Linked DNA regions of Homo sapiens: region 1 is linked to region 2. The links are chromatin contacts, found by Hi-C or POLR2A ChIA-PET in ENCODE. All regions are on one chromosome and are shown on one strand. The core of a region is the stretch at or near the end of the contact, and the rest is flanking DNA. Distances in the headings are between cores, read along the strand shown. Region 1 has its middle 65 kb from the start of TENT5C. Region 2 has its middle 130 kb from the start of TENT5C.

Region 1 (6,173 bases), core at 196-2,695, 63 kb after region 2:
AACCCCAAAAGGAGGTGAGTCATAACATTATATCCATAGCTGTGGGGTAACATACAAAGTAATCCCTTGAGCACTGGGTTTAGCATCGGAAGATAAGGACTGTGTGATCTTGTGTGAGTCACTTAACCTCTCTGAGCCTCAGGGTCCTCCTCCATAGACACTGTCCCCTCTTCAGAGAGTGATGGTGATGAGCACATGGACACACTCTGTGCTCCAGAGGAAAAGGTGAGTGCCATTGCAAACCATCCTAAACACTTTGTTCATGCCATCATTATAGCACTTCGTGCATTGCAGTGTAATTGTCTGTTTATTTCACTGAGTGTCTCCTCCCAATGAGGGACCCTACCATCTGCCACATTGTGGTGTTCAATGAATGTTTTTGGAATGAATGAATAAACGAATGAATAATCAAATGAATTAACAAATCTGAAAAGCATGATGCAGACTTCAGCATTTTTTTTTAACACAGATATACATGTGGGTCACAATGCAAGGAACTTTTTCCAAGCTTCTGGTCATACCCAGAAACATAAAAGCATGGAATATTCAAGACGCAATCAGAGGTGGCACAGAGTATGGAACACGCTTTCCTGCTGCTTTGGCACAAGCTTCACCCTAGTGAGGCTCAGTTGCCCTTCAAACATTGCCCCAGTGCTCCGTTCGCCGGCTATCTCAGACATACTGATGCACACTGGAGTGCCAGCAGTTGCCATTCCCGAGCTGGCTGAGGCCTGCGGTCCTGCCTCTCTATCCTGTCTCACAGATGGGAAAACCAGGGCCCTGGCAGGTGCAATGGCTTGGCCCAGCGATGGCTCAGGGTGCCCGACAACACACGCAGAACTCTCTCCATCCCAGCCCTGCTTCTCAGAGGGTACAAGGCAGTGAGCTAGGGGTACGAGAAGCCCTCAAGAGCCCGAAAATCAGGAATTATACAGATGATGCAGTAGAATGCAGGATTCACATTAATTCAGTAAACATTTACTGAGCGTCCATCATGTGACAGGCACTGGATTTTTAAGTTAAAATATGGGGGTTCACAACAATTTGCTGTTTGGGCCAGGCCACTCCAGAATAGGCCCCCATACCCAGGTTTTGTAACCATTCTGCTCTAGGGGAGGGATCTGAGCGGGGCTGCCCACCAGCCTGCTGACCACCTTGCCCATGTTCTCTCTATTCTGAGGGCTTCCTGCTCTGGTCTCCAGACCTCATTCTTGAAGAGTCACTCCTATCCTTCTCAGGTCTCTGCTGTTCTGCCTCCCGCCTCTGTGGCTGCAGCATCCAGGACCTTCTGCTTACTCAGGCCAAGGAGACAGTGCAGAGAGAGAAGGGAGATCTCTGTGACCCTGCACCAGGGCCAGCCTCTGCACTTCCCTTCTGCCTGGCAGCTGCCCAAGACTTTGACCCAAAGGCTCCCCCTCCACCCCATTGTTCTGTAGCCCTTGGAAGCCCATGGCACAGAGCTGAGCGGCAGGGGGCACCCCTGTGCGTCATTGTGCTCCAAGCAAAGACAATTTCCTAGGGAAGGCTGGAAGACAGACAGAGCCAAGCAAGCCCTTCTGTCCAGACAGAGCAGAAAATAGAAACTGCCAGGAGAGGAACCAGACACAGAGGCAGGGTGGAGCAAGAGGAATTGTCTGGAGACTCCTCTTCTTGGCTAATTGCTTTGAGTCTACACGTGGTTCAAGGCTGGACATATGGCCAAGCTGGGAGGGGCCTCAGTGACCATCCGGTCCACGCCTTCATGTCACAGATTGGGAGGCCATGGACCAGATAGGGGAGGGGATCTGCCCAAAGCTGCACAGCAAGTTACACAGGGCAGGACTAGAACCCACTGGGCCCAGGCTCTGGTGTGTATTTGGGCTGGCTGTCCTGGTGTCTGAGAGCACAGTCTTCCCCTCCCTATATTCTCCTCACTGCTCACCCTGCTCTCTGCCACTGCTGGAAAAGCAGCATTTCAGAAGGCATTTTAGAAATCTAGACCCAGTTGGTCCTGATCCACTCATGTGTCAGAACCCAGAGTTCAACCACTGTTGGGAGGTTTCAGCACGCAATTCTGTGAATCCTAACCCTGGGCCCAGGGCGTTCGGCCTGAGGTGTGACCTGTCTCTGACTGTTCCAGGAGATTTCTCCTGGTCAGGGGGACCTGAGATATAACCAGAGCACACTGAGGCATGAGGTGCCGTGGCAGCATCGTGCAGCGCCGTGTGGGCAAAGCATTGAGGAAGGCTCTCAGGCCAGCAGAGCTTTCTGAAAGGGACTTTGCCTTGGACTCTGATTTAAAGCCTCTCCTCCTGGACCAGTATTATAACAACCATCCATTCCTGTTCTTCGGGTTTGATGAGAATGGAAGAAAAAGAATGAAGGGAGAGAAGTGAAAGTCTCTGGGTTTTCATTGCCGCTGTGTCGTTTATGAGCTACGTGACCCTGGGCCAGTCCCTTCCCCCTCTGGCTTCTTTTTCCTCATTTGTTAAATGAAAGGGTGGTCCGAATGACTCTGCTGATCCTTCCCTTCCTGAGACTCTCTGACTCACGGGAACTCGAGAAAGTCCTGCCCCACACCCAAAGGCCCAAGACTTTCCCTTTGAGTGGCTTCCCTCTGTGGCATTGATCTCAGAATATTTAACCACAGGAGTCCTTGCCCCTTGAGTGTGGAGCTGAAGGATGAGCGCCACTTAACAGAGCAGGAAAACCATCCTATAAAGAGAAACAGGAGAGACTCCTTACTTTTTACCTACTCTCATCATTTCAAAAAGAGCACGCAGCTCCTGGTGGCACCAAGATACCGAAACTAAACCAGCGTTATCTGTGGGGCATAAGATTTATTTTTATTGTATATCAAGGGCTTCAGAAAAGAAACAACTTAGCTTTTTGATACTGAGGAAATTCTGTATCTAATTGTAGGTGCTATTTTCCCCTCATTCTTATCAGTGAAACTCTTTTTGGTACACAGAGTATAAGTTGCACTTTGATGCAGACATGTTCTTCCTATCCATGCTTCATTGCACTGAATGCATCTCACACTGCCCTTGGCCAGGAGCCCTTGTGCAGGGCACAGCCTGCATCACTGTCTATGGCAGCCCTGGTTCGTAGGGTGGCCTGTCTCATGCTTTCTTTAAACAAAAGTCTAACTTCCCTTTTCTTACATCTTGGCCCTGGTAGCTGAGACAGAAAACTTTAAGAGTTTAATTCCTAGCTAGGCGTGGTGGCTCACGCCTGTAATCCCAGCACTTTGGGAGGCCGAGGCAGACGGATCACCTGAGGTCAAGAGGTTGAGACCAGCCTGATCAATATGGTGAAACCCTGTCTCTACTAAAAATACAGAAATCAGCTGAGTGTGGTGGCGCATGCCTGTAGTCCCAACTACTCGGGAGGCTGAGACAGGAGAATTGCTTGAACCTGGGAGGTGGAGCTTGCAGTGAGCTGTGATCACACCACTGCACTCCAGCATGGGCGACAGAACAAGACTCCATCTTAAAAAAAAAAAAAAGAGTTTAATTCCTCAGTTTAAGTGGCTCATTTAAGATGCATGGTCATCCTCTGCCCACCCACCATCAGAGGCAGAAAAGAAATAGTCTTTGCAAAGAACACGACCACATCCACAGAAAAGCAGCTCTTTCTGTAATGCCTGGACTTACCTAGATCTGAAACCTCTTTTCCTTCTTTCCCTCTACCTCTATCCTGAGCACCATGTATCAGTCAGCTTCTGCTGCAAAGTTCCCAGGTGAAAAGTCATCTGTACCTCAATGACATACAATAATAAACTTTACCACTTCTGTGCTTCGGGTCAGTCAGGCAGCTTTGCTGATTTGGGCTGGACACATCACGTGTGAGGGGCTGCGGGCTGTTGGCTGATCTAGGCCACCCTTGGCAGAGGCAGCTGGGGAGATCGCGCACTGCTCCCTGGTCTCTCACCTCCAACAGGCTGGCTCGGGTGCATTTTCATATCTATGACAGAGGCTCAAGAGAGAGCCCTGGAAACGCTCAATGCCCCTTGAGGCCTAGGCTCAGAACTGGCACACTGACCCTTTGCTTCATTCTGCATGCCAAAGCAAGCCCTGCAGAGTAGGGAAATAAATACTGTGCTTTTATGGGAAGAACTCCAAAGTTACATGGCAAACGGCTTGCAGACAGGGAAGGGTAAAAAATTGAGGACATGAATGCTCTCAGCCTCCCGTGTCCCCATCCCCTCCTATGTGTTTTCCAGTCAGAAGACCTCTCCCCTGTATCTTCCACTGCTCCCTCTGTACTTGGTCAGACCCAAAACCAATGTATGTTTAATTCTTTCCTATCTTAAGAAAAAAGTATTACATAGCCCCCTTAAGCATTTATCATCCTGTATCTCCTTCCTTTCTTCTTTAGATAATTTATTCTAAGAATATAAAACATAGATGTATATAAGAAGAATATAAAATACAGAAGCATTGTTCCTAACAGTGTAACTGGAAGTAATGGAAACATCAGAAGCGGGGGACAAACTTAGCCAACTGCTACTTGAGGTGGGTGAATGTTCATTATGTAGACCTTATAAATGATTTATGCAATAATGTTTAAAAAGCTGCATGAGATAAAGTTAATTCAAGAAATAAGATATGGACCACACATATAAGCCCATTATAACTCTGTTAGCAAAAAGCTCTACCATGTAAAACTGGTGGAATCTGAATAAGATCTGGGGATTGGACCAATGTCACTTCCCTGGCTTTGAGGCTGTATTATACACATGTAAGATGTCCCCATTGGGGAAAATTGAGTGAAGGGTACACAGGACATCTCTGTACTGTTCTTGCAGCTTTCTGTGAATTTATAATCATTTCAAAATAAAAAGTTTTTTTCAATCCCCAAAACTTACAGAGAAAGAAGTTTAAAAAAATAGTTACATTATGTGATAGAAATATGAGTGATTTTCTATTTTGTCTAAATTTTTCATTTTTTAAAAGTTATCATGCAAGGGAGAAACCTTTTTTTTCTTTTCTTTTTTTCTTTTTCTTTTTCTTTTTTTTTTTTTTTTTTTTTTTTTTGAGACAGGGTCTTGCTCTGTTGCCCAGACTGGAGTTCAGTGATGATCATGGCTCACTGCAGACTCAACCTGCCAGGACCCCAAATAGTTAAGCCTTCAGACACACACCACCATGCTCACATAGATGTTGGGGGTCTCTCTATGTTGCCCGGACTGGTCTCAAATGCTTGGCCTCAAGTGATCTTCCTACCTCAGCCTCCCAAAGTGCTGGGATTACAGGCATAAGCCACTGCATCTGGCCAACTTCCCACTGTATTTTTTAAGAAAGAAATCCTAGATTCCCTCAGCCAGCTCTGAGCTCACTGTCCCTGGGCACAGGGCCTCTCATGGCCTCCCACTGTGGCCATTTTTAAAACTTCCCTTGGCCATCTGCTTGCCAGAGAACGCACTTCTTGAGGACAGGAGCTATATCTTAGTCACCTTTGTGCATCTCCTCTTCTCCCCTCTTACAAAACTTACTCATATTGAACAAATGTGTATTGAACCAAAAAATCTGCTGGATACTGGTGATCAAAAACCAAATACATCAAGATACATGGAAGAGTTCAAGCCCATAGACAGATGCCTGTTTAATACAACACAATCAGCCAGGCCCAGCGGCTCACATCTGTGATCCCAGTACTTTAGAGGCCGAGGCAGGAGGATCACTTTAGCCCACAAGTGTGAGGTTGCAGTGAGCTATGATCACACCACTGCACTCCAGCCTGGGCCACAGAGGGAAGTTGTATCTCGAAAAAAACAAAAAATACAACACAGTCAAGCCACATAAAAGATGTGCAAGGGATAGTGGGAGTGCAAAGAAGGTACAGAGAAGGTGCCTTGGGTTGCAGGGAAGTCTTCATAGAGGAGATGACACGAGTTCACCAAGGGGTGAGTAGAAGTTGGGAGGAGGCCAAGTCAGAAGAGCATCTTCTAGACAAAAGGATGGCCTTGAACAAAAATGCAGAGAAATAGAAGAACACAGTGGGTGTTACAAACCCATCATCTTCATCCTGGGGATATTTTCCTGTTAAGAAAATATTTTCCAGCATAAACTCTGTTGAGCCAATTTATTTCCTTCATCAATTTTCTAATGCAAGGCAATTCAATAGTTTCCTATTTTTTTGACTTTCACTTTTATGTTATCAGAATTATTTTTGCCATCTATTCTTTTCTT
Region 2 (5,736 bases), core at 2,435-4,934:
GGTGTCCTTATAAGAAGAGGAAGAGACATCAAGAATGTGCATGTGCAAAAGAAAGGCCATGTAAGGACACAGTAAGAAGAGGGCCATGTGCAAGCCAAGGAGAGCAGCCTCAGGAGAAACCAACTCTGCAGACACCTTGACCTTCGACTTCCAGGCTCCAGAACTGTGGGAAATACATTTCTGTTCTTTAAGCAACCCTGTTTGTGGTATTTTGTTATGGTAGCCCTAGCAGACTAATATACCTACTTTGTAATATTAGAATCATTTATTTGCATTATAATAACTATATTTTTATTTTCCATAACTTCTTTCTGTTCCATGATTGTCCCTTTTTCATTTGATTCTGATCTTGTTTGCTGGCTTTGATATGTCTCAAAATCATTCGAAGAATAATAATTATAAGTTTTAAAAAGTTTTTTCTGCAACAAGGATTTCATTTTAAAGGAATAAAAAAAAGAACGGTAAGTAAATAAATGTTTTTCTTTTCTCCAGCTATTTTCTTGGTTTATTTTCATGTCTCTCTTTTCTATTGCAGGACTTCCTCAAATGTCTGGAGACCTTTAATTTACCCAAGAGAAATTACTGTTACAATTTGGGAAATTTCCTTTCTGCTTTTTCTTTACTAGTGTAACTTTATGTATAAAAATGATATAAAATATTGGTATGAACATCTGGGGCTCTAAAATGTTACAGATGTCAGTGACACACTCAGACCTCTCAGACACTCAGAATATTTCCCTTTGCCTTCTTAATGGAGAAAACAGTGATTCTATTAAACCTGCCTAAAAATAACTGAATATAACAAGAAAACTACAGAACAATATCCCTCATAAACATAAATGCAAAATTTCTAAACAAAATTTAAGCAAATCAAATTTAACAATAAGTTAAAATATAATGGATTATGACCAAGTGGAGTTTATCCTAAGAATGCAAACTTGGCTTAACATTAAAAAACCAATCAAGGTAGCTAACTGTATTATTAAATTAAATGTAAAAGGAAAACCATACGATCATCTCAATAGACATGGGAAAAGCATTAGACAAAAATTAATACCCGTTCAGGAAAAATATTATCAGCAATTTAGAGATGTAAAGGAAGTTCTAAACCTGATAAAGGGCATCTATGGAAAAAACAAAACCCTATGGCTTATATTTGCTATAGAAAGACTGGATACTTTTTCCCTAAGACAGTGAAAAAGGCAAGGATGTCCATTCCTACCACTTCTATTCAACATGATAGTGGAGGTCCCAGCCAATGCAATGAGGCAAGTAAAAGAAATAAAAGGCATACAGATTGGAGAAGAAGAAGTAAAGCCAGCAACATACGGAGACACTATCACTACAAAAAATTTAAAAAAGTAAATAGCCAGGCATGGTGGCATCCATGGGTGGTCCCAGCTACCTGGGAGGCTGAGGTAGGATCCCTTGAGCTCAAGAGGTCAAGGCTGCAGTGAGCTGTAATTGTGCTACTGTGCTCCAGCCTGGGTGACAGAGCAAGACCATGTCTTAAAGGAAAAAAAAAAAAAAGGAGAAAAAGAAGTAAAGCTAGATTTATTCACAGACAACATAACCATCTATGTTGGAAATCCTAAGTAATCTACAACAATGGTACTGTAAATGATAAATAAGCTTAGCAGGGTTGCAGAATATAATGCCAATATACATAAATCAATGGCATTTCTTTGTATTAGAAATAAGCAATTGATAAAGGAAATTTAAAACAATACCATTTACACTAGCATAAAAATATGAAATGCTTAGGGACTGATTTAACAATATGTGTACTCTGAAAACTACAAAATGTTGAAAAGAGACATTTAAAATACCTAAATAAATGGAGAGATATACCAGGCTCCTAGATTGAAAGAGCCTGCTATATCTCTCTCTTTATTTAAGTATTTTAAATAAATTCAATATTGTTAACATGTCAATTCACTGCAAATTGATCTACAGATTTAACATAATCTCAATCAAAATCCCATTAGGCTTCTTTTTTTGTAAAAATTAACGAGCTTATTATAAAATTTATATAAGAATACAAATGAGCTAGGATAACCAAAACAATTTTAAGAAGAGGGGAACAATATTGGAGGGCTTACATTCCTGATTCAAGATTTATTATAAAGCTACAGTCATCAAGACAATGTGGTATTGACATCAAGATATACAAATAGATCAATGGAATCCCATGGAGAATCCAGAAATACATCCAAATAAATATGGTCAACTGATTTTCAAAAAAATGCAAAGACAATTCAGTGGAGAAAGAATATCTCTTCAACAAATGGTGCTGAAACAATTGGATATCTACATAAAACAACAAATAACTTCAATCCACACCTCACACTATATTCAGAATTAATTCAAAAATTAACTCAAGATCTAGCTGATCTAAGTCTAAAAGATATAAATATATAATAAAGATCTAAATAATGTAAATTTAAATGATCCAAAAGATCTAAAGCTAAATCTAAAACTATGTAACTTCCAGAAGAAAATCTAGGGGAAAATCTTTGTGACACTGGATTAGACAAAGATTTCTTGGATACAACAACAAAGGAAACTGACTTTGTCAAAGTCAGTCAGGTCTGCTCTTCAAAAGACACTACTAAAAGAATAAAAAGCCACAGACTGGGAGAAAATATTTGAAAGTCACATACCTAATAAAGGACTTGTATCCAGATATAAAAGGAACTCTAAAACTCAATAATAAGAAAACAAAATTTTTAAAATAGGCAAAAGATTTGAACAAGTATTTTATCAAAAAAGATAATGGATAGCAAATAAGCACATAAAAAGATACTTTATTGCACACCATGAGGGGAAAGCAAATTAAAACCACAATAAGACACTACTATGTACCTATCAGAATGTTTAAAATTAAGAACACTGGCCATATCACGTGTTGGTAAAGACATGGAGGAACTGGAATTCTCACACATTGCTGGTGGGAATGTGAAATGGTACAGTCACTTTGGAAAACATTTTGGCTTTTTAAGAGTTAAACATATACTGACCACATGATCTACCCATTCCATTCCTAGGTATTTACCCTAGAGAAAGTCTACATAAAGGTTTATATGTGGATGTTCATAGCTTTATTTATAATAATCTTTAATAACCCCAAACTGGAAACAAATCTGGTATATTCCTAAAATGGGATACTCTTCAGCAATAAAAAGGAACAAACCATTGTGATACATTCAACAGCAGGAATGAATCTTAAAATAATTAGGCTAACTGAAAGAAGCCAGACAGAAAAGAGTACACACTGTGTGCTTCCATTCACATAAAATTCTAGAAAATGCAAAATAACACATAGTGACAGAAAGCAGATCAGTGGTTGTTTGAAATGTGAGGGTCAGGGTGGGTGAAAAGGAGGTATTACCAAGGGGAACAAGGAAATTTGTGGGTATTGGGGGCCTGGGGGATGAATATGTTCATTATTTTGATTATGGTGATGGTTTTGGTGATGTGTTCATGTGCTGAAACTCATCAAACAGGTATGTTTTATTATTACACCTCAACCAACTATTAAAAATACATAGCATTCCTAATGTTTTAAAATACAGGAAACAAAGAAAAGAATAAAAATAGCACGGACAAACTCCTAGCCTCTGTAGACACTAACTTTTATAAAGTAAACAGCACAAAATGAAAGTGAAAGAGGAATGCTGCTCGTCACATTGGCCCCTCCCTGTTTGAATTCCTCTCCTGAAAGGGAGTCACAGGAGCAAATTCTAATGTGAGACTCTGGTATGACTTTTAATGTCTTTTCACTGCTAGGAAATTTTATCAAATGAAAACAGGTCAAACATCCTTGGATGGCTTTTTAAAGAGAACTGGGCCATCCAAATCCTGTCTAAACATCTTTTAATATTCTAAATAGTCCAATAAAATAATTTGTTATTAGACTTCGAAGATTATTATAGCTAGTATATTAACTCTAGGTCAAATGTATGCAGAATTAAACTGCATCTTTACATGCCATATATATAGTTTTGTAGAATATCAAGCATCCCACCCTGTGTCATCAATGATTACAAAATATTTGCAGTCATTTTATAGCTCTCAAAGCAGAGTTGCATTATCTCATGTGAACAAAGAAATGTGGAATTTGGGGCCTCCAAGATATTGTTACTCCAGCAGGCTTAGGTTGAAGACAGGAAGGCACAGGGGGAAGGAAGCTTGAGCCAGGGTGGAGGATGAGCCTAACCTAGGTACAGTGGTCATCCTCTGAGAGAGAGGCAGGGAGGTCCAGAGATCGTGCAGTGAGGACACTATCACTGTGCTCACCAGCATGTTCATCCAAGGGGCAGGGCCTAGCACTCAGGCTTCCAGACAGCAGAAGGACCCGCAGCATGAAGGAAAGGAGGTCCTCTCCTTCATCAGTTGCCTTCTGGATGCTAGACATTTTGCTAGACACTCCAGAGCAAGCCTGGGGGCGGCTATGATGCCCTACACTTGACTGCTCAGGTGACTGAGGCTCAGAGGCAGAGTTAACTTTGAACAAATCAGGTCTACCTGATTCCAATACACAGGCCTTGCTCTAGGGGGACCAATTTGGGGTCTGGCTGGCTGCAACGCAGGAGAGGCAGAAAGACAAAGGGGTGCAGTGCTCACGTCAGAACCCCTGGGTGCTGGGTCTGCCGGCCCCAGTGGGCATCAGTGTGGGAGACACAAGGGTGAGAAAGAAGAGACCATAAACCCAGACACTGTCAGGCCTGGCCCAGGGACTGGCCCAGTGGGCTTATTTGGGGGATGCAGGGAAAAGAACAAGGGCAAGCAGGGTGAGGTTACCAAAATGGCCTTCAAGCTCCTCACTTGGTAAAGGAAGGAATGGGGATGAGCAGAGGTGAAGAGGACTTGCCCAGCACATGAGAGAACTGGGACCCTGAACTCGACATAACCTAAAAGGGTATGCTGAATAAACAGAAGGGATTGCTACTAACTGGCAGCATCAAATAGGCTTGTAACTGCAGACCTACTTATGTATTGAGTGACTAGTCTCATCAATGATTTTTCTTGCCCTTATCAATGGTTGGTTTGTTGCTGTGTCCTTGGCAAGAATATGTAGCCCATTTTTTTATTGGAAAAATGAGCAACTTTGCCTAGGTCAGTGGCTTCTAAAAACACTTTGAGCCCAAGAGCAGGACCTACCATTACCTGTGTCCCGAGCTCTCTGTACAGTGGAACTATGGAGGCTTGGTTTCTGCGACCTCCTTATACCTCAGTGTGAATCTGGGCCTTCTCTGCCCCTAGAGAACAGAACATTCTCCCTAGTTGATGGTGAGGAGAGGTCAAGGCCACGGGGAAGCAGCAGAATCTTCCTTCTCGAGTTAGAGCATGCCAGATTTTACAGCTGATCCCTTCCCCTTGTGCATGTTCTCTCTCTCCCTGGCTCCACGCATCTCACCTTGCTCAGCGCCTGGACTATCTTTCTGTCCTCGGTCCTTGTATTCAAGGCCTGGCAGGAAGGGATGGCACCCTCAAAGGAGACCGATGAGAGTTTAATGAAGGGACTATTCACAGAAATCTGGGCAGGGTCACAGGAGATGCCCAGGGACGAGAGGAGCAGGAGGGGCTATTAACCCCATAGGCCTGAATGGGCAAATGAAGGCAAGAGTATTAGCTGAGCCCATGAAAACTAGTGCCATGGAAAAGGGGCTGCCTAACAGGAGTCGTGGCTGCAGAGGAACATGGCACTGCCAGAACTGCAGCCAGGCCGGGAGG

The links. A loop is a pair of places that touch in the nucleus more often than their neighbours do. ChIA-PET counts read pairs that join two places held with the same protein, here RNA polymerase II (POLR2A). Pooled maps may share reads with other maps.
Region 1: a map of endothelial cell of umbilical vein shows a loop between it and region 2 (2.1-fold over the local background). The contact joins two enhancer-like sites. A Hi-C loop is called at or near these places in 5 of 168 maps with a recorded cell type or tissue (CD4-positive, alpha-beta memory T cell, body of pancreas, endothelial cell of umbilical vein and 2 more) and 7 of 50 pooled maps. POLR2A ChIA-PET finds 5 or more read pairs at or near these places in 3 of 52 experiments (B cell, Caco-2 and activated T-cell).

The regions. Positions count from the first base shown.
Region 1 is chr1:117,667,508-117,673,680 of GRCh38, reverse strand. No RefSeq gene overlaps it. Among named protein-coding and RNA genes, the nearest start is that of TENT5C, 65 kb to the right of the region's middle. Within about 2 kb of position 1,445, at least 9 of the 41 ENCODE cell types and tissues checked have a DNase peak (open chromatin) inside an H3K27ac peak, as active enhancers do.
Region 2 is chr1:117,733,164-117,738,899 of GRCh38, reverse strand. No RefSeq gene overlaps it. Among named protein-coding and RNA genes, the nearest start is that of TENT5C, 130 kb to the right of the region's middle. Within about 2 kb of position 3,684, at least 9 of the 41 ENCODE cell types and tissues checked have a DNase peak (open chromatin) inside an H3K27ac peak, as active enhancers do.